6 separate regions of the Homo sapiens genome follow, and regions 2, 3, 4, 5 and 6 are each linked to region 1. A link is a loop called in an ENCODE intact Hi-C map of the cell type or tissue named here. Cell type or tissue: endothelial cell of umbilical vein. All regions are shown on one strand. Region 1 overlaps LINC01483 (long intergenic non-protein coding RNA 1483). Region 2 has its middle 450 kb from the start of KCNJ2. Region 3 overlaps LOC105371882 (a long non-coding RNA gene). Region 4 overlaps LINC01483 (long intergenic non-protein coding RNA 1483). Region 5 has its middle 380 kb from the start of KCNJ2. Region 6 overlaps MAP2K6 (mitogen-activated protein kinase kinase 6).

Region 1 (4,000 bases):
CATATGGCTACCTTGAAGGGAGTCAGAAAATACATTGGCATCTGAGATCTTCATGTGAATTATTTTGAGAATTCCAAAGACTCCAAACTCAATTCAAAGAAACATGATGGAAATTTCATGGGCTTTTAATTGGACTTTCATCTTTGCTTCCTTTGTCAGTAAAGAATGACTGTCCTGGAACTTGAGGTTGTTGCTAGACCCCCTTCTTAAAAAACAAACAAAAAAAACCTAAAGGTTCTATAGTTAAAGCCTCTTGGGAGGGGAAGAAGACTCACTCAGTACACAGAATGATAAAATTTTACTTGCCGAGGTAACATACATGACTTTGGACAGGTTTAAGCTCCTTTTTCATTGGAAGGAAGAGAACTTTTAGGCTTGCAGGTGCTATTTCTTTCTTCTTCCAATTTCTACAACTGGAAACTAGTCATTGTAGGGTTTTCCTTAAATAAGTCCAAGTCTACAGGAGGCAGCAGGGAGTCTATTCCACTGAAGCCTTCCTATGAGGATTGAACAGCTTCTAATTTCTTGATCATTCTAATCATCATAACCATCTGGAAGATTTCGTCATTAAACTAATAGTTGGTAATCATATTGTCCTGGCTTTCAAAATAAAACAAAACGATAAGGGCTTCTAGACAATCCAAGCAGGCTATTTGTCGAACTGCTCTATTTATCTGTGTCGATTTCATTTATATATTTCAAACACCCACTGCCTCTAAAGTATACCGAATCATGCCCTCAAGCAATTGGTCTCATCTACAAAGAATGAGCCTGACCCATGATTCTGTGCTCCTCTGTTTCTCACATTATAGTCATAAGTTAGCCCAAAGAGAGAAGCATATGATTCTTTGGATGAGATCTCTGTTATCTTTTAAGGAGATAAGAATCATAAACTCCATTCAAAGGTGACATCAGAACAATGAAGGACATTCTGAGACAGAGCGAATGACCTCATGACATTTTCCCTAGATTTTCTAACTTTTCTTCTGTTTAGTAATCAATCATTCACTGACTCTAAATGTATGGGAGGTAAAAGTTTTTCTTTACTTTCTTATATTCTGAGGGTGGGCCTGCAAGTTAAACTGACAAAGATAGATGAATGGAAGAAAATTGTACACATTGTATGTGATGTTAATATTCTTATGTGGGCAGGGTTTTCATAGAAAAGAGGTGAAAACCCCCCAAAAAGCAGGTAAACTGGAGGGCATCTATAACATTTTAGCAAAGGATGATAACCTGGGGAGAAGCGACTATGACAGAGGAAAGAGGGTTTGGGCTTCCAGGGGTGGTGAATGGTGGGAAGGTAAATTTATGAGGAAAAGCAATAATAAACAAGAGTTATTTACTAAAGTTTGCTTACACAGCACATCTTGGTGCTATCTCCATCTCCTGATAAGGGTTGTTCTCCTCTTTCTAATAGGGGAGGGTGGGGGACACCTTTGTTTAGCCTAAAGCTAAGGTTTCGCCATATACAGTGAACTGTAACTCAAGGGGCTGTGGAAATATAGACTGTAACCTATTCTTGAAACAAGTAGCCAAGTTTTAGCCAATCACAGCAGCTGAGTTTCAGCCAATCACAGGCAGCCAACTGTCTAAACTGCGTTTAAATAAGGCAGATGCTGAGCTGTAACCAATCCAGCTGTTTCTGTACCTCACTTCTATTTTTTGAACCTCACTTTCCATTTCCTGTCGATTAATGTTATCTGACCATGTGGCAGCCCAAGAGTCGCTGGGAACCTATTTTGCTTCTGGGAGCTGCTTGATTCATGAGCTTAATTAAATTGTTAAATCTAATTTGTCTAAAGTTTTTCTTTTAACACCTTCACGAGGGGAAGTTTATGCCCTGCTTTAAGCAGAGGGGGACGGCAGAGCTCTTCTGTGTCTGCTTTTTCTCAATTGCCCCCAGCTCAAAATAATTCTTATGCCGGCATATTTTGGGGTGACATATTCTGATCTCCTTCATTGGGAAGCAGTCCCTGAGTGTGAGCCTAGCAAAGACTCTCTTCTTAGAAATCCTCCCTAATTTGAAACATAGTGGTTAAAATTCAGAAGCTGGGTCTCTGTGCACGTTATCTAACTGCTTGGCACACAAAGGTTTGTCAAATAAAAGACAGGCAGGTGATGAATGCATTGAGAATTGTTGTCAATCCTACCTAAAGTTCCACAGACTTAGAGAACATGTCTTTCTACCTGACAACCATTCAGAGCAGTTTGGCTGTTCCAACTCGCGTCCTCAATTTCATCATTCAAAATCTGTGAGACCGATACTGAGCTCTCATGGAAGACTGGCTCATTTAATTGAACAATTTGGAAAACTGTTGAGTTGAGGAAATGTATACAGAAGCTAGGTGGCGCTGGCGGCCACAGGCTGCACAAGATAATCCTCTGCATGTCAGAACATGCCCTGTGCCCAAAGGACACAGCTGTGAAACCTTTCTGAAGAGTTTAGTATCAGATACAGGGAGAATGATTTGAAACAAAAGAGAAATACAGAAATTCCACAGCATCACTTTCAGACTGTCCAACATTACCCATTCCTTCTGACATAAACATGAAAACCCATAAAGCACAATTTGTATTTATCTATTTTCTAAATAAACTCCTCCTGGTCATTTGCTTTTTGAATATTCTGTTTGGTCTCTTTGGTTTTGCAATCACCACTGACTTGGAGCTCCACAGAAAAACCAGAAGTTCCAAAATAGCAATCGGAAGAGAACTTGGTTTCAGTCCCTTTTCCATTAATGCCTATTTTCCACAACCACATAACCTGTGCATTTGGAATATTTTCCCAATAGCACTGGCTTTCATAAGCTGTAGTGACTGTCAGGAAATAAAACTGCTTTGGTGGAAAGACCAGAATTATATAGCTGAGAACACAGGAATGTTAAACCAGCCTTCGAAGTCTTGCAGAATAGGAGAGAACAAAAGTGGGCTGTGTCAGTGAGGCAGGTTTAATAGAAATAGAACATTTATGAATTTCTAGTCACATCTTCTGACCAGATAATCTTCTACAGAGTCATTTAGCTTATGTATGGGAGATACGAATCTTACAAGTGGAAGATGACCATGCCTAAGTCAGAATATAATAGTCTGACAAAATTTTCTGCTTTATGTATGCTTATGGAACTTGTTTTATATATAGACATATCACATTTATATAGTCATTTAATAAATTTCATTCATTGAAAATAATACAAATGCATTACAATGAAAACAATCATTAGGTACGTACTTTTGGTTAATATTTCCAACTGTCCTGAAAGATGTGGTATAAATATATCTGTAATCCCTAGGGGTTTATTGCACAAGAAAAAAAGCAGAGCACACTGTTGATTTTTTTTTTTTTTGAGACATATTGGCTGGTAAAATGTTGATACTAATTAATTCTGAAGTGGAAACAGGCTTACAGGCTGGCAGACGGGTTATAAAATTTTTTTTTTTCCATTGGTCTCAGAATTGCTAGAATCTTTGTTTCAGCACCAGTAGCTCTGGTTTAGGTTAATATTTCTGCCTCCACTCAATACCATGTTATACACCCTCTTGCCTACTGTCAAAGGAGTTTGTTGAAGATAGTTTCTTTACCTGAGAAAGAATACCATTCTCCTTTACTCCTCTTTTACCATGTCTCCTCTTCTACCTGACCAGTGTACATATTTGTCAACTCTTTTTCCAACCTGTTAGCATGTTACTGATGGAGGGCTTCACGGAAGAAGCATGGAGTTGAGAATTTCAACTTTTACTTCTGTTACAGGAGTGGCCTTCAGCCTCACTTAGATAGAAAGGGCCACAATAAACTCAGAGGAGTAATAGGCTCAGAAATGGTGGACAACATACTCATCTTATTTATCACTGGGTTTCTGGCCCTTGATGCAGTACTTGGTATTTAGTCAGTGCTCCTTGCTAAGCTGCTTGTTTGTGTCTGCTTCCACATTCCAAAGATATGAGGATATGAGTTTGAATAGAGTATGAGATAGTTAACAAATATGAAACCAGTGGTATT
Region 2 (4,000 bases), 1.0 Mb after region 1:
GAGTCATGACTGCCTTATTAGTTATGTTTGTGCTTCCAAAACTTACAGTCCATTCCATCTGTGGTGAGCCACTTCAGCAAAATATATTTTGGACCATGAATTATTGGGCATAATGTAACAAAGCAACTGGTTGTTTGACATTTTTTTTTTGTTTGGTATCATGTAGATAGTTATTTTTAGAACCAACTCTAAATGACTTTTCTCCGGCCTTTTTCTTTTTTTTTGAGATGGAGTCTCGCTCTGTCGCCCAGGCTGGAGTGCAGTGGCACAATCTCGGCTCACTGCAACCTCCACCTCCAGGGTTCAAGCGATTCTCCTGCCTCAGCCTCCCGAGTAGCTGGGACTACAGGCATGCGCCACCACATCCAGCTAATATTTTGTATTTTTAGTAGAGATGGGGTTTCACCGTGATAGCCAGGATGGTCTCGATCTCCTGACCTCGTGATCTGCCCCCTTGGCCTCCCAAAGTGTTGGGATTACAGGCATGAGTCACCGCGCTGGCCTTCTCCAGCATTCAACAAGTGTCATGCTATAGTCGACGTGTCAGAAATATCCAGTGAGAATCAGGGAAACCTCATTAGAAAGAGTTCCTGATTGGTTCCCATATGTTCCTGAGCTGTTTACTATATTAGAGTATGGTTTCAGTTTCTCTTATTTCTTTCACTAATCTTTGGGCTCTAACAAGGTATATTCTCATTATAATCTCTCTGTTCTCTCAAAATCTAACACAGTACTAAGTACAAAGTTAGTTCTCTCTATATTGTAGTTAAATGGAATGAGTTCATTACAAGAAGATTAGGGCTGAATTAGCCCAGTTTGGCATTTTACATATTTGAATAATCAAATGGTAGCTAGAACCTCTATTTTGCTTGGTTTTATTAATTCAGTGGGGGACACCTGCCGGATTTAATTTCTCCCTCATTTCTAATGGACTAAGTCAGTTTAGGTCACTGTGAAGACGTGGGTGAGGTCATGAACTTCAGTCTAGGGCTGCTGTTTTATTGTTTAGACTATCGCAGCCCTCCTAAGCCAAATTTCTTATATACTTTCAAAATAAAAATGCAGCAAACTAGTGTGGAAGTAGCCTCCAGAGCGTTCTGCCCCTCACCACCCCCGGCCCCTCCAAAGTTAGACTTAATCTTCTTGTTTCCATGTCAAATCCAAACTGGACCACCATCACTAGTTTCCTAGGAAACCCTGAAAAACTGTCTTTACATAACTCACTTTGCCCACTATTGGAATGCTGCCACTTCTGGGGAAAGGCACAGCAGCTGTTCAGCTGCCTCATAGCAACACTTCACAACAGTGTGGGAGGAAAGCAAAGACCAGCAATATACTTAAATTAAACTTCCCTGGGGAGAGCAAGATACCAGGGCAGAAGGTAATAGTTTAGAGTCGAGAGCATCTAATTAGTCAACAAACCTGCCCTGAAAGCGAACGTAGTGAATTTTTAATGAAATCAAGAGACCCAGTGTTTTTTCTCATCTTCCACTTGAAAGGCACTGATACATATTTAACTGCTATCATCGAAAGAGTCCTTCTGTTTCAAACATACTTCCAAAGAAGTATTTTTTTTATTTTTATTTTGAACTAAACAACAAAAAAGAACACCCACAGCAAAGAATAAAGGTCAACTGGGTTATGTTTTCATATAATTCCTACTATTTCCCCAAAAGTTAATAACATTTCATCCAGCTACCCCTTGGACTAGCTAGGACTAGCTAGAATTGCCAAAACTCAGATGACAATGCAAGAAGCATCGTTTCAACCTGGCTCTGTTCTCTCTTTAGCACGGAAACAAAACACATGTTTATAGCAGCCATTCTTTGAACCGTGATTCATAAAATAGGGGTAGAAATTAAAGAGGTAAAGTCAAAGTTGCCAATAGTAAGAGGAAAATATTTGAACGGATGGAACCCAAACTGCCATGTAATGCTGTGCAGTTTGCTGTGCATAAAGGCACTCAGCCAACGAAGCAAATGGAAGCTTAAAATGCAGTTTGGGCTCCCCTAACCAAACTGTGCACCCAGGAGTCAGGCTACTACTTCCCGAAGAAGGGGTACCTTTTTCTCAGCACAAAGGCGCCATCTGTTGGCCATCTCAACAGAGGGGCTGCTTTCTTTCGGCGGGTTGTGGTCATTCAGAGGGGAAGCCAATTTTTCTAGTGGAAACCCCGCATAGAATGGGGGACCCTAAGAGGCATTCTTGTACAAATACTTCATTTTATACATAAGAGAACAAACACCAGGGGTCCAGTAGAGAACAAAAATAAGGACCTCTGTTTCAGAAAGCAGAAAAAGATGTTATTAAAAGTACTAACAGAAACTTTTTTCTCTCTCCATGAATTCTCTGAAATAGTCATGGTGTCTTTATTTGCTCCATGTTATTGATTTAGTGTAATTCTAAGCAAAGACAATTTTAAAATGTAATTATTAGCATTAATTTCCCTTTTCATCTTTATGTCGTGAAATGTCAGCTTTTAATATGAATGTAAATGCATTTTGTTGGTTACACGGAGTCACTGATGCTATCCACTTCCTATTTTGTAGGTCGTACACGCCTACCCATTTCCTTCTTATCAGAAGAGTGAAAACACTGCAGAAAACCACCTCTTCTGTTTGTATTTTACTTCCGGAAACATATACATCCCATCAACCCTCTCTATCTTCAGTTTACTAGTGAATAAAGAAGGACTTAAAGGTAAAGAGACCATGGCTACTCCTATATTCCAATGTTGTCTTCATTTCCAGCCTAAGTGGCTGGCTGGCACATGGAGGGAAGTAACAGGAGTTAGAATGGCTATCATAGGTTCCTTGTTCCTCTATGTTTCCCAGAAGGCCATTGTCTTATTTCTCCACCGGAAAGCAACTTCAGGTTTGAATGGAATATGTGGACTCTAGGGATGTCAGAGTCCCTGCTCACTCCCTTGGGAATGGTACATGCTTACCTGTACTCTTGAGTCTTTCTAGACCCTCAGGCATTGTGAGTCTACTAGAATTTTGTGTCATGCAGCATTGCAAATGCTATAAGACAATGGGGAAGTACGGAACTACAGGGAACATTCAAAGTGTGCATATCTCCTCTGCTCACACATAGGCACCATTGTCCCATTAGACTTTACTTACAGAACACAAGTTGAAGGATTAAATTATCAAGAATTTCAAGACAGTAACATGAGAGCATTAAACTAGACACAGGGCCCTTCTGAGGACTGAGCACAGGTTGCCAGCCCACAAAACTGGACATGAGAAATATTAAGTGATTTGCCTAATAACCAGAGATAAATGCCTTTCAACTTCAGCTCATTTCTAAGCATTAACTTCTATTTACTTTTTTTTTTAGCTAATAAACTGACCTTTCTAACAATTCTTCAGTGTTACTATTAGATCAATGAATAATGGAATGCAAATGTTTGGGAGGGAAGGATGCTAACAGTGATCGAATGCTCATGGTGCTTTGCCGTGCTTACCTAAATGATCTTATTCATTACAATTCTAATGAGGCAAGGTGTGTTTAATGCATTTTTAAAGCTGGATACTTAAAACCTTAAGAAAGCAAGTAACTCATCCAATGTCAAGTAACTTATGTGTTGAGAAAGCAAGATCAATGAGTTATAAACACACGGAACTTGAGTTCCGTTCCCAACCTCCCTTTCAAAATCTATTCAGCGGCGTCGCTTTCCCATGACTCTAGATGGAGAGTTGGGCGGGCCCTTGAGTTTCTACCTGCTTGGAGGTATTGAACAGTTTCTCCCATTACTTTAGATGACAACTCAGATTCAACTTGGAAGCTGAAGTGTGCAGGTATCTGTAACATTCACATGTCTGGATTGACTTAATGTTAAATTTTCTTCCCTTCCCTAGCTGGGCTGTTGAAATTGGCCACACCATTGCCAACAGTGACACAGCACTTCCTCTTTCCTGCTTGAGTCTTCCTCCAGTTATTAGTTTGAATGGGAGTGGTTAGTACTTAGAAAGTGGGGTGTGGAGCATGAAATATG
Region 3 (4,000 bases), 540 kb after region 1:
ATGCTTTTATTTCATTGCCACATTGCTATGGTCTAAATGTTTCTGTCCCCTCCAAATTCCCATGTTGAAATCCTAAGCCCCCAAGGCCATGGTATCCAGAGGTGTGGCCTTTGGAAGGTGATTAGCTTATGGGGGTGGAGGCCTCATAAGAAAAATTAGTGCCCTTTTAGAAGAGGCCTGTGTGAGACCGCTCACCCCTTCTACCCTGTGGAAACACAGTGAGAAGGTGCTGCCTCTGACCCAGAAAGTAGACTCTCACCAGACAATGAATCTGCCTTGATCTTGGACTGTCAAGTCTCCAGAACTCTAAGAATTAAATTTCTGTTGTTGATAAGCCATCCAGTTTATGGCATTCTGTTATAGCAGACTGAACAGGGTTAGATACATATGTATTTTAGTGCAGTATTTTCTATTCTCATAAGTACTGTACCATCTGAATTCAGCTGGAAAGTTCCAATTTTACAATACTTTGTGCAATTTTAAAAATCTTTCTTTAATGTACAACTCACTGTGATGTACATTTTATACATCCCATGATAATAATTTGACAATTCAGTTAAAGTTATATTTGTTGAATTTAGTTTTCAGTTCTGCTATTACTGCCCTTTTCTAAAATTGGGTCTATTTTAAACAGGAAAATTGAAGCCATTTAAAAACACCACAAAATTTGATTTCAAAAAAGATAAAATATTGCTTTTACAATTGTAATGGCAGGAAGCAAGTAGCATAATGAAAAATGTAATAACCATAGTAGAACACTAAAATTCTAATGGGGACACCTTACGCTCATGACATAAACTAATAAAAGGCATCATCATACATGTTATTTTGTAAAATGCCAGAATTCTTAATCTAGGGAAGTTGGGGGAAAATGCTCATTTATGGGATGCTACTAACCCTTCATGTTATTATAAAGGAGTGCATCAGGGCCGGGCGCAGTGGCTCACGCCTGTAATCCCAGCACTCTGGGAGGCCTAGGAGGGCAGATCACGAGGTCAGGAGATCGAGACCATCCTGGCTAACATGGTGAAACCCCGTCTCTACTAAAAATACAAAAAATTAGCCAGGCATGGTGGCGGGCGCCTGTAGTCCCAGCTACTGGGGAGGCTGAGGCAGGAGAGTGGGGTGAACCGGGGAGGTAGAGCTTGCAGTGAGCCGAGATGGCGCCACAGCACTCCAGCCTGGGTGACAGTGAGAGTCTCTGTCTCAAATAAATAAATAAATAAAAAATAAAAAGAAGTGCATCTTCAGGTGGGTGATTTGTCTGACGAATGGCAAACTGTACCTGGCTAGCCTGTATTTCATTTTAACTTGGGGAAAAGGTGGTTTCTCTTGTATACCTTTCCAATGAGTGTAGCTCACCATCATTGCAACACCTAGATTCCCAGGCATCAGTGGTCTCCCAGTCTCCTGAACATGATGAGAGATGGCCTGTTCTCAATACAAAGCCATCATGAAATAAATGCAGGGCACACTGGGCTATTCTGGGTTCTTTTCCCAATATTGTGCCTGGCATGAAATGCAGAAAAACAGCAACTTTCAATGGACAAATTTGAACCTGTAGTGTAAGCCGAAGTTTCTGGAATGGTATTTTTATTCTTATATTATAAATAAATGTTAGCATGGTCATGAAATAACTAAGACTGAATGGAGAGCAACATTAGATCCATTGAACAATATAACTTTGTGTTTATCCTTCTTCAAAAGTGTAACTTATTATTTAAGTTATTACTGTTTGTTTTAAACCTTTGAATAATACATAAAATGATAGCTCTGTGGACCTGCTTGTCCTGGTGGGGCTGGAGATTGGAGGAAAAAAAAATATTAATGATGTTGCAGGCAGAAAGAAGACAAAAACTAAACAAAAGCACTTCGCCTTTTCCCCAAAGGTTGGGGTGATATTTAATTATGAAATGTCATAATTGTAGTGATAACAAGATTAATAATAACAATTATGTAAATGCCTCTGGTAATTGCAATTCTATTAGGAGGCTGAGTATTTTTGGTCACTATTGTGCCACCTTGTGGTCACAAGAGAACACATGTTTTTTCCATGAAGTAAATCCATTAAGTTTTAATTTATCCCCGACTGCTATGGAATGATATTTGGAAAAATAACTTGGAATGCTCGGTGTCAATAATACCGATAAACAAAATATAATGGACACCATTCAAGTCAGAAAATAGCAGGCACTGAAAAGCAACAAATAACATTGTTCTAAGTATAGATTCCATGTGCTAGATTTCCCCCAGCTACCTCAACATGGATTACATATTTAGAAGATAAAATTGTAGTTTCTTTAGACTGCCATTCTCAATCTACAAATATAGACATGAAACTCTGGATGACATCCGTTGAGCATCTAATAAATAATTCAACACTCTATTTATTGCAAGGGAAGGCAGCCAAAATGTAGGTATCGATTACCAATATTGTGTTAAAATAATCACGCTAATGCATGTATAGGTATAGCTTAATAAACATGATTTTAATGGCATGAGTGAATATTTGCTTTATAAATATGTATATTATAATCTCATAATTTATATGCATTTCAAAGAATCGTGATATTTGTTTAAAGGATTTTTCTGTTTTCTAAATCCTGCTTATGTCAGTATCCAGATGTGATGAACTGAGAAAGGTAGGATTAGCCACCTTCCCATAAAGTACTGTCTGCTAGAAACTAAATAATATATTTTGTAACAAATTCAGACATTTAATGGCCACCATCTTATACCATCAGTGCTTATTTGATTAAGGCTGTAGTTTTTCTTTTTAATTAAAGATAAAAATATTAAAAACAAGAAAGTCTCAATAATTCTGTCATTATAAGTAGTGTCTGTGGGTGTATGTTGCGGTGTGTGTGTGTAGAATGGGGGTGGAGGAGGGGGAGAGAGAGAGAGAGAGAGAGAAAGAAGTAGTATATAAGATAATGCATTCTCACAGATATACTGCCGTACTAGTATTGGTTTTAAGTATCTCCATCCATCTCTCTGCCTCTTTGTCTCCGTTTTCTTTGTTTCTTGACCTTATATGTATCTATTTCTCTCTTTTCTCTGATTTTTTTCTACTTATCTTACTCTCTACATATTAGTCTCTCTTTCTCTGTCTCTTTCTGTGTCTGTTTCACTCTCTCATTTAATTTAGATTGAAATCTAGGTGGTCAGGTAATCTAGATTTGAATCCTAGCCCCATGGATTACTAATGGTGTGGCCTTAGAGAAACTCCTCAGGCATCTAAGCCTCAGTTGCTTGTTAAATAGGGGTTAAAGTACTTACCTCGTAAAATTGTTCTCACAATTAAATGAAACATGACATATTGTAAAAGCCCTTAAGACAAAATCTAGCACAGAGTAAATGGCCAATATATGGTGTTTATTTTTATTTTTGTTGTCTGTGAAATATATACATTTTTAGTATTCCAATCTGTACCATCATAAGTTGCTCTAATACTGCCTTATTTATACGTATAATAAGTGACAGATGTAGCTCACAGAATTTTAAAAATGAATCTCCCATGTACCTCTTCTAACCACTTTATCAATGAATCGCTCAAAAGAAGAAGGTGTCTTTCTTATAATCATATAATTATTTAGTAGATCTGATACAGGAATTCATATCTTCTCTATCCTTACACACAGTTCATTGCAATGAATAATAATTCCCAATGTAAATCATGCCTTTTTTAGTAGTCTGTCTTTTCTTTTCTCTTTCTCTTCTTTCTTTCCTTCCTTCTTTATTCCTTTCTTCCTTTTTTCTTTCTTTGTCTTCCTTCCTTTTATATTTCTTTCTCTCTTAAATTAATGCAGCCAGTGACATAACAATTTTCAACAAGTACTCGATTTTTATAAAATTCATTAATTCATGCATTCATATATACCATGTGTCAGATCATGTGTAGACATTTTGAAGGTAATAATGAACTAAATAGAAAAAAAGATACTTCCCTCATGAAACTTAAAATACAGTGAGAGAGTGGCTAGGCGCGGTGGCTCACGCC
Region 4 (4,000 bases), 260 kb after region 1:
CCAGCTTCTGCTTCTGGTGAGGCCTCAGGAAGCTTACCATCATGGCAGAAGGAAAAGGGGAAGTTGGTGTATCACACAGCCAGAGCAGGAAAAGGAGAGAGGGAGCAGGGCCCACACACTTTTAAACAACCAGATCTCATGTGAACTCAGAGTGAGAACTCACTCATCACCAAGGGGGTGGTGATAATCCATTCATAAGAGATTCACCCCCATGATCTGAACACCTCCCACCAGGTCCTACCTCCAACACTGGATACTACATTTTATCATGAGATTTGGAGGGGACAAATATCCAAACCGCATCAGGTAGAGATGAGTTTAGTAAAGAAACATCCAGGCCGGGTGCGGTGGCTCACGCCTGTAATCCCAGCACTGTGGGAGGCCAAGGCAGGTGGATCGCAAGGTCAGGAGTTCAAGACCAGCCTGGCCAACATGGTGAAACCCCATCTCTACTAAAAATACAAAAATTAGCCAGGTGTGGTGGCGGGCACCTGTAGTCCCAGCTTCTCGGGAGGCTGAAGCAGGAGAATCGCTTGAACCCAGGAGGCGGAGGTTGCAATGAGCTGAGATCACACCACTGCACTCCAGCCTGGGCGACAGAGCAAGACACTGTCTCAAACAAACAAACAAAACATCCAGCCGGGTAAATTGAAGGCACAAGATTTTGAGAGAAAGTGAAGAAGTTAAACTTGCTAAGGAGTGGCTTTATGCACTGGGGGAAGAGAGGGAACAGATATTGCAGGTAGCACTAGGAAGAGTCTGTCAGGCAGAAGACACAACACAGAGTTGCAGAGGTGGCTTTGAGTGAGTGGTAATCTGTGGAAGAGGTGTCTAATGACAGGAAAGTACAGATAATCCTGCGGACAAGATGAGGAAGGCTAGATAACTAGAAAGCCTTCGGTCTTGAGTATTGATCTAAAATGGGGAAGTGAATATAGTGAACTGTAAGATTTTTTATATTCAAAAATGCTGCAGCCACAAAAAAGAATGTCCTTTGCAGGGACATGGATGAAGCTGGAAACCATCATCCTCAGCAAACTAACACAGGAACAGAAAACCAAATACCGCATGTTCTCACTCATAAGTGGGAGCTAAACAACGAGAACACATGGACACAGGGAGGGGAACATCACACACCGGGGCCCGTCGGAGGGTAGGAGGAAAGGGGAGGGAGAGTATTAGGACAAATACTTAATGCATGCGGAGCTTAAAATCTAGATGATGGGTTGATGGGTGCGGCAAACCACCATGACACATGTATCCCTATGTAACAAACCTGCATGTTCAGCACATGTATCCCAGAACTTAAAGGAAAAGGAAAAAAAAAATGCTGGAAGCCATTGCCCCAAATGCTGAGTTCTAAGCAGAAAACTTGCAAGTTAGAATCCTGAGGACTCCAAGGTTAAGGCAGCACATGGATATTCAGTTGCCTTCTCTCTAGACTCCAGAGTCCCTGCAGAAGTCTGGCAAAGATAGCCTGGTCTGATCATCTTCAGAATCTAAACACACCTCATTTACATAACTACTCACTGTAGGTTGTTTTCAGTTGCCTTCTAAGATTGAAAATGCTAAGGCTTCCCCAGGTTTCAATATTACTTGGTCATTTTTTTTGGTAAGAATCTGACAGGTCAGTAGTTAGATGACCAAATGTTTGAAGAAAGAGTTACTGAAAGGTGATATGGTTGGATTGGTGCTTTAAGTTGAAGACTGTGGACATAATGGGTAGAATAAGAATCCCCGAATAATGGTTGTGATTGTGAAAATGGAAAGTAGATGATAACCTTAAAGAATTTGTGAAGTTGAAGAAAGTGGAGCATTTGCTGGAAAGCACTTCCTCAAAATCTTGCATCTCAAAGGAGTACTGGTTCTGCCTGACAGAACAGCATTGACCTCCACCTGAAAGAGCAGGCCTGACTCAGTGCGTCTCTGGTCCCCACACTGCAGTCACAGTGTGGACATTCTTTTGCAGTGTGTGGTAGCTCCCCCAGGGCAGTGGGCCTGAAGAGACTTGGGGGTAAGTGGTCAGGATTGCTTCCTGCAACAGTGAGAGGTCCTGACTCATGGGCTCTGGATCCCCTCTGACTAATGATCTGCAACTGACCCTCTGCTTGTTCTCTAGCAGGTCCATTCAAGGCAGGAATTGTAATTTCCTAGGACACAATGCTAGGTGAAAGGGTTCATTGTGTCACCAAGAATGACACAGTAATTTAAGCCTGGGAATGCAATTTATTCAAACTCCTCATTTCCTAAATGAGCTCAGATTAGAACAATCTCTTAAAGAACAATTTTAGAAATGTTGATGTTTTTCTTTTTCTTTTCTTCTTTTTTTTTTTTTTTTTTTTACAGGGGGTGGGTGAGTGAGTAGGATGGAGGTGGCCATGGAAAGAAAGGAGAGGAGGAGGCTTTCCATAACCATGACTTGAAATGACCGAGTCAGAAGGTTATGGCTGTTAGGAGGAGTTAGGACCAAGAAACATGCACTTTCTGCCAGTGGGGTCCAAAGTATTCTGCATATCTCAGACAAGTGCAAACCTGCCTTGCCTTTCTCTCTGTCTCCCTAGGAGGTACTGTTTGTGTGACAAAGAGAGTTGTCAGTAATCCAGCAGACACCCTCTTGTACTGCATTGAAATCCAGCACATTCCTCCCTACAGTAGGAAGGACAGACTGGGCTTGCTTTGGGGTTTATTAACCATCTTGAACTATTTTCCAAATGTTTTAGGTTCGAAAAAACCTGAATCACATTGGGCCACAGCCACTTTTTCTTCTTCGCTATTAAGCCTATGTGTATTTTATGGGAAATGTAATCCATATGTTTCTGATTCCTTTACACTTAACTCATCAAGCAGGATTTGTTAAAGCTATTTCATGCCCTGGATGCCTTTTGAGCCGTTTCCTTGTGACTTTCAAAGCCTTTTATTCTCCAGAAATAGGAAGTTACATTTTATGAAATGTAAATGAGCTTGAACCCCCAAAGGTCTTATTTGGGTCAGAATTTGGAACACTTGGGATCAGTAAGAAGCATGCTCTATTCCACTCTTTCAGAGGAATTTCAGCTCAGGGAATACTTTTACACTTTTCAATGCATAAAATTGGCTAAACTTTAATTAAGATGTACTTGGGAGAAAAAAAAAGCAAAAAAAAAATTTCATTGTAAGAGCACATATCATTAATGAAAAGGGGTAAATATTTCTGAATAAATAAAAGCTACCTCAGCTAAATTACCATAAAATAAAATAAACCGAAACAACCAAATACGTCTCCGAACATCACTAACTATGATCCTGTTGCTAAATTGCTGTTTTAATTTTGTGGCCCTAAAGTGAATCTCCAGTAAATATTTTTTCAATACCTCCCACCAGAACAATTAAAATAATTTTCCAGGAGCAAAGCTGTTTTCATGTCTTGGCAAAATATCCTGTTGTCTGAGAGCTCCTATTCTTCAGCAGTAGAAGTTTGCAATTAAAAAAATTAAAGAAATGCATAATCTAAAAATTCTCTCCTCTCCTCTAATTCTAGGAAGAAATTCCATGTTGGGTGTGACATAATAAAACAGGCTCAATTCCGAGCCTTTGCAATTGTTTCTTTTTCTGCCTGGATTAATCTTCCCTACGATCATGAATCTGTCTCCTCTGTTATCTCTTCACTGAGGCCGGCTCTAACTGTCTGGACTGAAAGAACTCTCCCAATTCTCCTTTTGTTACTCTCTACTCCATTTATCCGTTTTACGTTTTTCACAGGAATTAGCATCATCTACCATTGCTTAATGTCATTTGTGCACTTATATTTTCTTTTCTCAATGAGAATCTAAACACATCCCTGTATCCCGTTACTAAAACGTTAGCTGACAAATGGCAAGCACTCAATCAATGTTTACTAAATTTAATTGCAACAATTTGTTCAACACCTATTGACACGTATTATGCACCAGGTTTTATGCTAGATATCAGAGATATAATGAAATATAAAACCAAGTTCCTGTTCTCAAGAACCTCCCATCTT
Region 5 (4,000 bases), 950 kb after region 1:
GTTCTCCAGGCTGAAGCAGTGAATGAGTGGGTGTCCCCTTTTTCCTTGTTCCCTCTCTCTCTGTATCTCACTGTGTGTGAGTGTGTGTGTGTGTGTGTGTATGGAAGCTGGAAGAAAGCTGAGGCCAGGGGAGAAGGTGGAGAGCCATAAGATGTTCATGAGCATTACCTGACAAGTACCCGCTTTTGTTGCTGTGTGAAGAGTAAGTGAAATTTTTATTTTGTTAATTCAAGGAGATTTTAGGGGTCCATCTGTTATAGTAGCTACCCTTACCCTAAATGGTACCCTGGTTTAGGCCAGTCATGATTCATCCTCTGAAAGTAGAGTGACAGGGCCTATTTTCCTTAAGTTCTTGATGTCTCCCTGCTCTTAACCTATTAATTGAGCCTCTGTTACCAGGTATAGATATTATAACAATAGTAGAAAGTGTCTCCCACAGTACGTCATAACAATTTTTGTATGCCTGTTGAAAATACAGAGCCCTTAACTCTTCCCCAGGATTACTGAATTAGGCTCAGCTGTCTACATATTTAAAAGTACTCTAAATGATTCTAATGTACCCTGAATTTGGACACAACTGCTCCATAAGGTGTCATGGAGCAGCAACCCATGGATCATCAATGTACCGTCCTCCTCCAGAGCATTGATGTGCTGAGAAGTAGAAGGTATTAGAGGCAGAAGCCATCATTCCTTACAAGGGAGAATGGGAGTAGTGGGTCTTGATGCCGACAGCAGACACAGGGATGATGTCCACCGTAACCTGGATAACGTCATAATAATGTAACATAGTAAATATGATTTAAAGGAGGAGTACCTTCAAAATAAGACAGGAAGAAGCCTGTCAAGTCACTCAAGCTCTTCTTTGCCCCAAAACAGTTGCCTATGACACTTTACCAAAGCATTATTACTTAAAGGTTTTAAAGTAACATAGACCAGCAGCACCACCTTGCATGCCATATTTGAGCTTTTTAAAGAGCCCATTGCCTAGTAAGGGTACATGAATTCAGTAAGGCATAGGTCTGCTAGACACAGGCATTCAACGCTCTGGAGGAGATTATATGAAACTAAGAGTTGAGAGTCACTTTTGAGTGATGTAGCGACGCAAATAAGAATTTTCAAATCTGTCAAAATGTAGGCTGTTAAGTTTGACCTGGGGCACTAAGTCTGAAGGGTTAACAGAGAAGTGATGAGCCAATGTAAAGCTGTATACACACGTGCACACACACAGGAGCTGGGTGAGAATGTTCATAAAGCAACAGGGAAATGTGGTTAGTGAGCACCTGGCAAAATGGCTTTACAAATGCTTTCCCTGAGTTTTAGGTAGAGGAATGTCTTGTTGGTGTAAGCATACAAACCAAAGAGCTCTGAAGTAATTCACTATTGCCTTGAACTTTAGGTGACCCAAATCAAGGAATAAGGGATAGCTTAATTTAATGAAAGTAGAAGGTAAAAAAAAAAAAAAAAAAAAGTTCAGTCTATTTGGTAAGAAAACCTCTTTGGCAAACAGCAGACATGATGTTGCTGATGGAATCTTTAAAGAGGTAGCGGATTTGGTGAAGGACTTGTGTTTGGCATGGAAGGGCTGGGCAAGAAGAACCCTCTCCATTGCATAGCAGAGGGTTCCCCCTTTCAAGCGTGCTTAGGGAGATGGAGTTAGTGGCTGAAACACAAATTTAAGCCCTTTGAAATGTAATATCCTACGCCCTCTGGTGGTTACATTTTTTAAAAATCGTACTAAAGAAAACAGGTTGAAGAAATCATAGAATGCCAATTACAGGAATAACAGGGATCTTAAGTGTCATTTGTCAGAGCTGTATTCAAGATGCCCTTATCGTTAGTTAAAGGTGTCAGCCCCTGAATCAGAAAGAAAAAAAAAGCCTTATTTAATCAGTTTTGCAAATGCTTGAGAAGTCAGCTTTCTCCCGGTTTTTCTCCATCACTTTTCAGGAACTTTTCCATTATGCCTCTGTCGTCAGAATACTTCCGAGATTTGGAAGATAGTGACTCCACTTGGGATGGCTCTGAGGTCCTGCTCCTTCTTGGTATTTTGATAGAAAAGCCTTTTGCCACTCAAAGGGGAATTTCTAAAAGAAACTTCAAACCACACAATTACTTTAAAAGGGTGATCACACAGTAATACATTGAATGATGCCTGGCCAGGATCTAACAAACTTGTCTGTTTCCCTCTTTGTTGTGTCTGGGAGACAGAAAGACAGCCTGGCCATTCTCATGGCAAACTGTCATTAAATTATATCAAGTGTAAATAGTTGTGACTGACACTGTTAACAAAGAACAGGAATCCAGGAACAAAAGGGCACTTCAATGAAGATTAGATGTTCCTTAAGCAACAGATTTTAAGGACCTAGATTCCATAAAATTAGAGTTCTGATTAAGTCTTATAGATATATGTGTATGACATATGCAAGAGGACTTAGATAAAAATTTCAGAGAAAAATTGAATTAAAGATAAAAATTAAAAATACAAGCTTTGTCAACATAAGCTTCCTCAAGTTCAGGACACTTTTGTAAGTGATGATACCTGCCATTTAGTCCACCTATAAAAAACCGATGGTCCTTGGAATTTAACCATGTCAATGCAGTGTTTTTTCCATATTAGCTGAAGAAAAATAGGTACCTTAAAATTTTTTGTTTTAGGATCAGAAAACAAAAAGAAGTCAGAAGGATCCAGATTAGGACTGTAACATGGATACTTAATGATTTCCCATTAAAACTCTCATAAAATTGTCTTTGTTTATTAGAGGGATGAGCAGGAGCATTGTCCTGGTGGAGAAGCACTCTTTGGTGAAGCTTTCCTGTGTGTTTTTCTGCTAAAGCTTTGGCTTTCTCATAACACTCTTATCATAAGCAGATGTTATTATTCTTTGGCCCTCCAGCAAATCAACAAACAAAATGCCTCAAGCATCTCAAAAAACTGTTGTCATGATCTTTGCTCTTGGCTGGTCTACTTTGGCTATGACTGGACCACTTCTATTTCTTGGGAGCCATTATTTTGATTGTGCTTTGACAGCAGGACACACTAATAAAGCCATGTTTCCTCTCCTGTTACAATTCTTTGAAGAATACTTCAGGATCTTGATTCTATTTGTTTAAAATTTTCATTGAAAGCTCTGTTCTTGTCTGCAGCTGATTTGTGCACAACAGTTTTTGCACCTATCAAGGGGAAAGTTTACTCACCTTTAATTTTTCAGTCAAAATTGTGTGGCTCACGCCTGTAATCCCAGCACTTTGGGAGGCCTAGGCAGGTGGCTTACCTGAGGTCAGGAGTTCGAGACCAGCCTGCCCAACATGGCCAAACCCCATCTCTACTAAAAATACAAAAAATTATCAGGGTGGATGTGGTGGTGGGTGCCTGTAATCCCAGCTACTCGGGAGTCTGAGGCAGGAGAAGCACTTGAACTGGGGAGGCAGAAGTTGCAGTGAGCTGAGGTTGCACTCCAGCCTGGGCGACAAGAGCGAAACTCCGTCTCAAAGAAAAAAAAAGAAAAGCAAGAAAAAAGCCGTGTAAACTAAACGAATTGAAATATCTATTGTGTTGGCTGTTGGTTCTGCTATTAATTGGTGGTTCTCTTCAATTAAGGCATAAACAAAATTAATTTTTTTCTTGCAAACTGATGTCGATGGTCTGCTCCTTTGGGCTCATTTCAACATCATCTCATTGACAATTTAAAGTGAGTTACTCATTTATAAATTACTGATTTATTTGGGACATTGTTTCCATAAACTTTTCATAAAGTGACAATGATTTTGCCATTCTTTCGCCCAAGCTTTACCATAAATTTGATGTTTGTTCTTGCTTCAATTTTGGAAGAATTCATATTGCTTTGATAGGGAATCATTTCAAACTCATGTTTTGTAATTCTTAGTGCCTCTAATTAGATCCTGTTCAGTCATATTGTAACAAATTGGTACAAGTTTATTTGGTGCAAAATTTTTTTTGAAATCTATACGTAGATTTTGCAAAATAAACATTTTCCATAAA
Region 6 (4,000 bases), 80 kb before region 1:
TTTAGCTAAAAATTGCTCAGGTCTATTAGCATGGGACAGTAGCCCAGTGACACTTGTTTTATTGAGTTCTGGACTGTTCATGTTTTAAACAAGGATAATTCTAGATGGGCAAAGTAGCTTTATAATGTATACCCTGTTTCTTCTTAAGGCAAATTTTAAATTTGTTATGAAAGGAACTTGATCCATTACTGTGTCCAAGAAAAGACAAACACAGAAGAAGGGAAACCCCACGGAGGCATTGATATTTGTTGTAGTTAACCGGGTCTTCTTGGCCTTGGTGGCATGTTAACAGCTTATAACAACTCACTTGGCAGCTGGTGCTACCCCCATCCCCAGAGACTATTGAGCTAAGAACGTTATCTCAATTGTCTTCCCAGTTTCTCAGTTGTCTGTCTTCTTTCCAGCCTGAAAGAATAAACCCAGAGCTCAACCAGAAGGGATACAGTGTGAAGTCTGACATTTGGAGTCTGGGCATCACGATGGTAGTGTATGCCAATCATCATGAACTATGAGGTTGTGGGTAATGAAACTAGAATGAGGTGGACGTTGGGTTCAAGAAACAAATGCCCTAAATGCTGGTTTGGGGCGCCCTCTCCTGCTGAGCTGGTAGGAGATTTTGAGTAATAATTGTTTGTATTGTGGTACAATAAAAACACTGATATGGGATTGGGGAAACCAATCTTTCTCTTGATTCCACCTCTGACGAGCTGTATGCCTTTTTGAGTAATTGTTACAGTCACATGGACTATCTTCCTATCCTCCTCTGTAAAACGAGAGGATCTGACCAGATTCCTTATAGTTTAAAATTAAATTATTCGAGCCAAGGCAAGAAGCTTAAGCTGTGCAAAGAATGCTAATGTGCGTGAACCCTGATAGGGCCGTGTTATCCAGGACATAGACTATGCTTCCCAGGATATTTTTATTGGAGAAGTAGAAGTCAAAGTCTGATCAGGTCAGTGTATTAGTTCGTTTTCACACTGCTGATAAAAGCATCCCCAAGACTGAGTAATTTAAAAGAAAAAGAGGTTTAATGGACTCACAGTTCCATGCAGCTGGGGAGGCCTCACGATCATGGCGGAAGGTGAAAGGCACATCTTATATGGCGGCAGACAAGAGAGAATGAGATGAGACAGCCAAGTGAAAAGGGAGATGCTTCATAAAACCATCAGATCTCGTGAGACTTTTTCACTACCATGAGAACCATAGAACAGTATGGGGGAACCACCCCCATGATTCAATTGTTTCCCACTGGGTCCCTCCCACAACATGTAGGAATTATGGGAGCTACAATTCAAGATGAGATTTGGGTGGGGACACAGCCCAACCGTATCAGTCAGGTATATCCTCAATACATGATAACCAATAGGATGATTTCCTTAGACACAGCCCTAAAGTTATATGATTTATTCATAACTTATTCATAACTTTGGTGATTGTAAATTTCATAACTTTGGTGGTCATACATTTTCAGTGGATCACCAAGGTCTGGAATTATCCACTGTGGTCCTGGCTCCTCCCCAGGCACAGCAGCTGAATAAATCCCATGAGTTATTTCTCCTGCCTGCCCAGAAAGCACATGATCCTGTAATGCAAAGTGGCCTTTTCTCAAGTCCAAAAAAAGATCTGTCATTTGGTTCTAGGTTGCTTTTTCTCCCTGTCATTTCACCAAGGGACCTGAAGGTGGCAGTAGATGCTCGGCTCTGGAAAGATCTTAGGCTGGGAATTACTTGTCAGACCAAACGTTTGAAATCCTCGTAGCTTTACATCCTGAAGTTTAATACGGTTGGCTTACAATTTTTATGAAGTGCCACAGTGGGTTTTAGTGAGGGTCCCCATTTTAGATAGGCTTAAGTGGCTGTGTCTAGTAAGTAATATTTAAAAATCCCTAGCACTAGGAATTTGGGGAAAATTGCTAGAGAACAAATTATTAGTTTATTTCCTGCCCCCCTACCCCTGGACTTATACTTGAACTTTGCCTTGTGTTTCCTGCTGTCTATCCACAAATGAAACGTGGGTGATTCCCTAAAGCAGCCCTGTTGAAACTGTTGTCTCCTTTTTTCTTCTTTTCTCCAGATTGAGTTGGCCATCCTTCGATTTCCCTATGATTCATGGGGAACTCCATTTCAGCAGCTCAAACAGGTGGTAGAGGAGCCATCGCCACAACTCCCAGCAGACAAGTTCTCTGCAGAGTTTGTTGACTTTACCTCACAGTGGTAAGACAGCCTCACCTCCCAAGTGTCAGTGTGAAAGAAGAAGATGAGTTCTCATGAATTTCTTCCATCGGGGTTGAATCCATCATGCATACATTCATTCCGAAAGCATTTGTGGAGTATGCCCTCTCTGCTGGAGAAGCAAAGATGACCGTATCACACTCCCTGCCCTCACTGAGCCCAAAGTCAAGTAGAGAAGTCTCATAAATGAATAATTATAGTATAATGTGGCAAGTCCAGTGATAGAGATAGGGGCATAGGCGATTTAAGGAACTCAGAGGGAAGACCTCAGGATAGGCTTTTCTGGAGGAGATAAATCTGGAGCTGCGATCACGAGAGGAATTTTCCAGACAAAAGGGAAATAGGAAAGGAAACATATTCCAAACAGAAGGAACATCATTCACAATGTCACGAAAGCAAGAAACTCCTTTATGTGAGCTTTAAGCAATTTGATGTTGATTAAAGCATAAAGAGAAAGCTGATAGGACCCACTAGAGGCCTGGGGATAGGAAGTAGAGGCAAAGAATTACTTTCGGTGAGAAGATAGTGGGTAGTTTGAGAGTGTTTCTTAGGTCCCCAGAAGTCTTGTAGAACCTTGGTTGCTACTGAATACTTGCTAACTGTGGAGAAACTTGCCCACCATAAGAGACAATGCTGAAGTTCTGGGAAGGGAATCCAAAGGAAGTTGGGGTGGAAAGTGGGAGGGAGCCATACTCATGAGGTGAACTATATTTTCATGAAAACTGCCAGGGCAGTCAAGAAAAGCAAGAGGGGAAAGTATTCTCTAGACAATCCAGTAATTTCTATCTGCATAGAGGTCATGATGCCTAGCATGGCTTGATAGTAATGATCATGGCAAGTGATGCTGGAAGCAGGATGCCAGAAGTGAAGCACACCCCTGAGCCAGGTTAGCGTATTTGGCCATCCGGGAGAAGTAGATGAGAATTAGGAGGAAGGGGGCTCGGAGATGGTGGCAGGCCCAGCTGTGACCCTGGGAGGGGAGCCGTTCTGAGTACTCACTGCTGGGGAAGGGCCTGGAGCTCTGAAGGCTGTTTGAGGTACTGAGGAAGCTGAAGGAACATCTTCCCCGTGGCTTCATTCCTCAGCCTCCATGGTTTTTAGAAGTGCTGTGAGGCAGGGCACCCGCGCCTGTAATCCCAGTACTTTGGGAGGCCAAGGCGAGTGGATCACCTGAGGTCAGGAGTTCAAGACCAGCCTGGCCAAAATGGTGAAAACCTGACTCTACTAAAAATACAAAAAATTAACTGGGCATGGTGGTGGACAGCTGTAATCTCGGGAGGCTGAGGCAGGAGAACCGCTTGAACCTGGGAAGTGGAGGCTGCAGTGAGCCGAGATCACGCCATTGCACTCCAGCCTGAGCAACAAGAATAAAACTTCGTCTCAAAAAAAAAAAAAAAAAGCTGTGAATACAGCATTCATCAGGAAACATGGAAGAAACATAAAACAAAGCAACTGTCTGTTGCTTGTGAACCTAAGAGCTCTTCGACTCTTTGTTAGCCCTAGGCCCCTTCTCATTTCTGGTACTTTTCCCTGATGATGTATGAGGCTGGTCTGCAGTTGTTTGTTTTTGTTTTTGGCTGGATGACTAGAGAGGGGCTGGAGCCTCGAGCACTAGTGTAATAGTTGTTGGATGCCTCTTAAAAGATATATCTTCTAGGCTGCTTCCTGTCTGTTTTCCTTGAGGGAGTGTGCTGGATGTGGTAGTACCTCTGCCAGGTTGACCTGGGTTCATGATTTTGCCTTCTGGATTCAAAGACTTGTTTTTTGTG

What was found. Peaks named below come from ENCODE experiments on the same cell type or tissue, not always from the same donor. Only the 100,000 strongest peaks of a DNase experiment are listed, where the experiment ranks them.
Region 2: it touches region 1 in a loop (4-fold over the local background); 22 of 110 quality-filtered maps call a loop at or near these places.
Region 3: a loop joins it to region 1, with 12 times the contacts of the local background. A loop is called at or near these places in 76 of 110 quality-filtered maps.
Region 4: a loop joins it to region 1, with 4 times the contacts of the local background. A loop is called at or near these places in 4 of 110 quality-filtered maps.
Region 5: a loop joins it to region 1, with 8 times the contacts of the local background. A loop is called at or near these places in 25 of 110 quality-filtered maps.
Region 6: it touches region 1 in a loop (5-fold over the local background); 6 of 110 quality-filtered maps call a loop at or near these places.

What each region holds. Positions count from the first base shown.
Region 1 is chr17:69,604,984-69,608,983 of GRCh38, forward strand. The region is part of intron 2 of LINC01483 (long intergenic non-protein coding RNA 1483); the gene reads left to right. Among named protein-coding and RNA genes, the nearest start is that of LINC01483, 13 kb to the left of the region's middle. RefSeq lists enhancers at 1,955-3,154, 2,230-2,499. In endothelial cell of umbilical vein, a CTCF peak has its summit at 2,360; a DNase peak (open chromatin) is centred at 2,398; H3K27ac peaks cover 1,649 bases.
Region 2 is chr17:70,620,503-70,624,502 of GRCh38, forward strand. No RefSeq gene overlaps it. Among named protein-coding and RNA genes, the nearest start is that of KCNJ2, 450 kb to the left of the region's middle. In endothelial cell of umbilical vein, CTCF peaks have their summits at 2,100 (motif pointing left) and 2,303; DNase peaks (open chromatin) are centred at 1,269 and 2,079.
Region 3 is chr17:70,142,406-70,146,405 of GRCh38, forward strand. All of the region lies in intron 3 of LOC105371882 (a long non-coding RNA gene), which reads right to left. Among named protein-coding and RNA genes, the nearest start is that of KCNJ2-AS1, 25 kb to the right of the region's middle. In endothelial cell of umbilical vein, a CTCF peak has its summit at 2,017 (motif pointing left); a DNase peak (open chromatin) is centred at 2,006.
Region 4 is chr17:69,868,302-69,872,301 of GRCh38, forward strand. All of the region lies in intron 4 of LINC01483 (long intergenic non-protein coding RNA 1483), which reads left to right. Among named protein-coding and RNA genes, the nearest start is that of LINC01497, 91 kb to the right of the region's middle. In endothelial cell of umbilical vein, no CTCF peak of the experiment used is centred here; a DNase peak (open chromatin) is centred at 2,090; H3K27ac peaks cover 870 bases.
Region 5 is chr17:70,550,918-70,554,917 of GRCh38, forward strand. No RefSeq gene overlaps it. Among named protein-coding and RNA genes, the nearest start is that of KCNJ2, 380 kb to the left of the region's middle. In endothelial cell of umbilical vein, a CTCF peak has its summit at 1,694 (motif pointing left); a DNase peak (open chromatin) is centred at 1,714.
Region 6 is chr17:69,524,497-69,528,496 of GRCh38, forward strand. MAP2K6 (mitogen-activated protein kinase kinase 6) reads left to right here. Exons shown (of 12, transcript NM_002758.4): 9 at 405-482; 10 at 2,074-2,213. Among named protein-coding and RNA genes, the nearest start is that of MAP2K6-AS1, 41 kb to the left of the region's middle. In endothelial cell of umbilical vein, CTCF peaks have their summits at 572 (motif pointing left) and 1,672 (motif pointing right); a DNase peak (open chromatin) is centred at 1,685.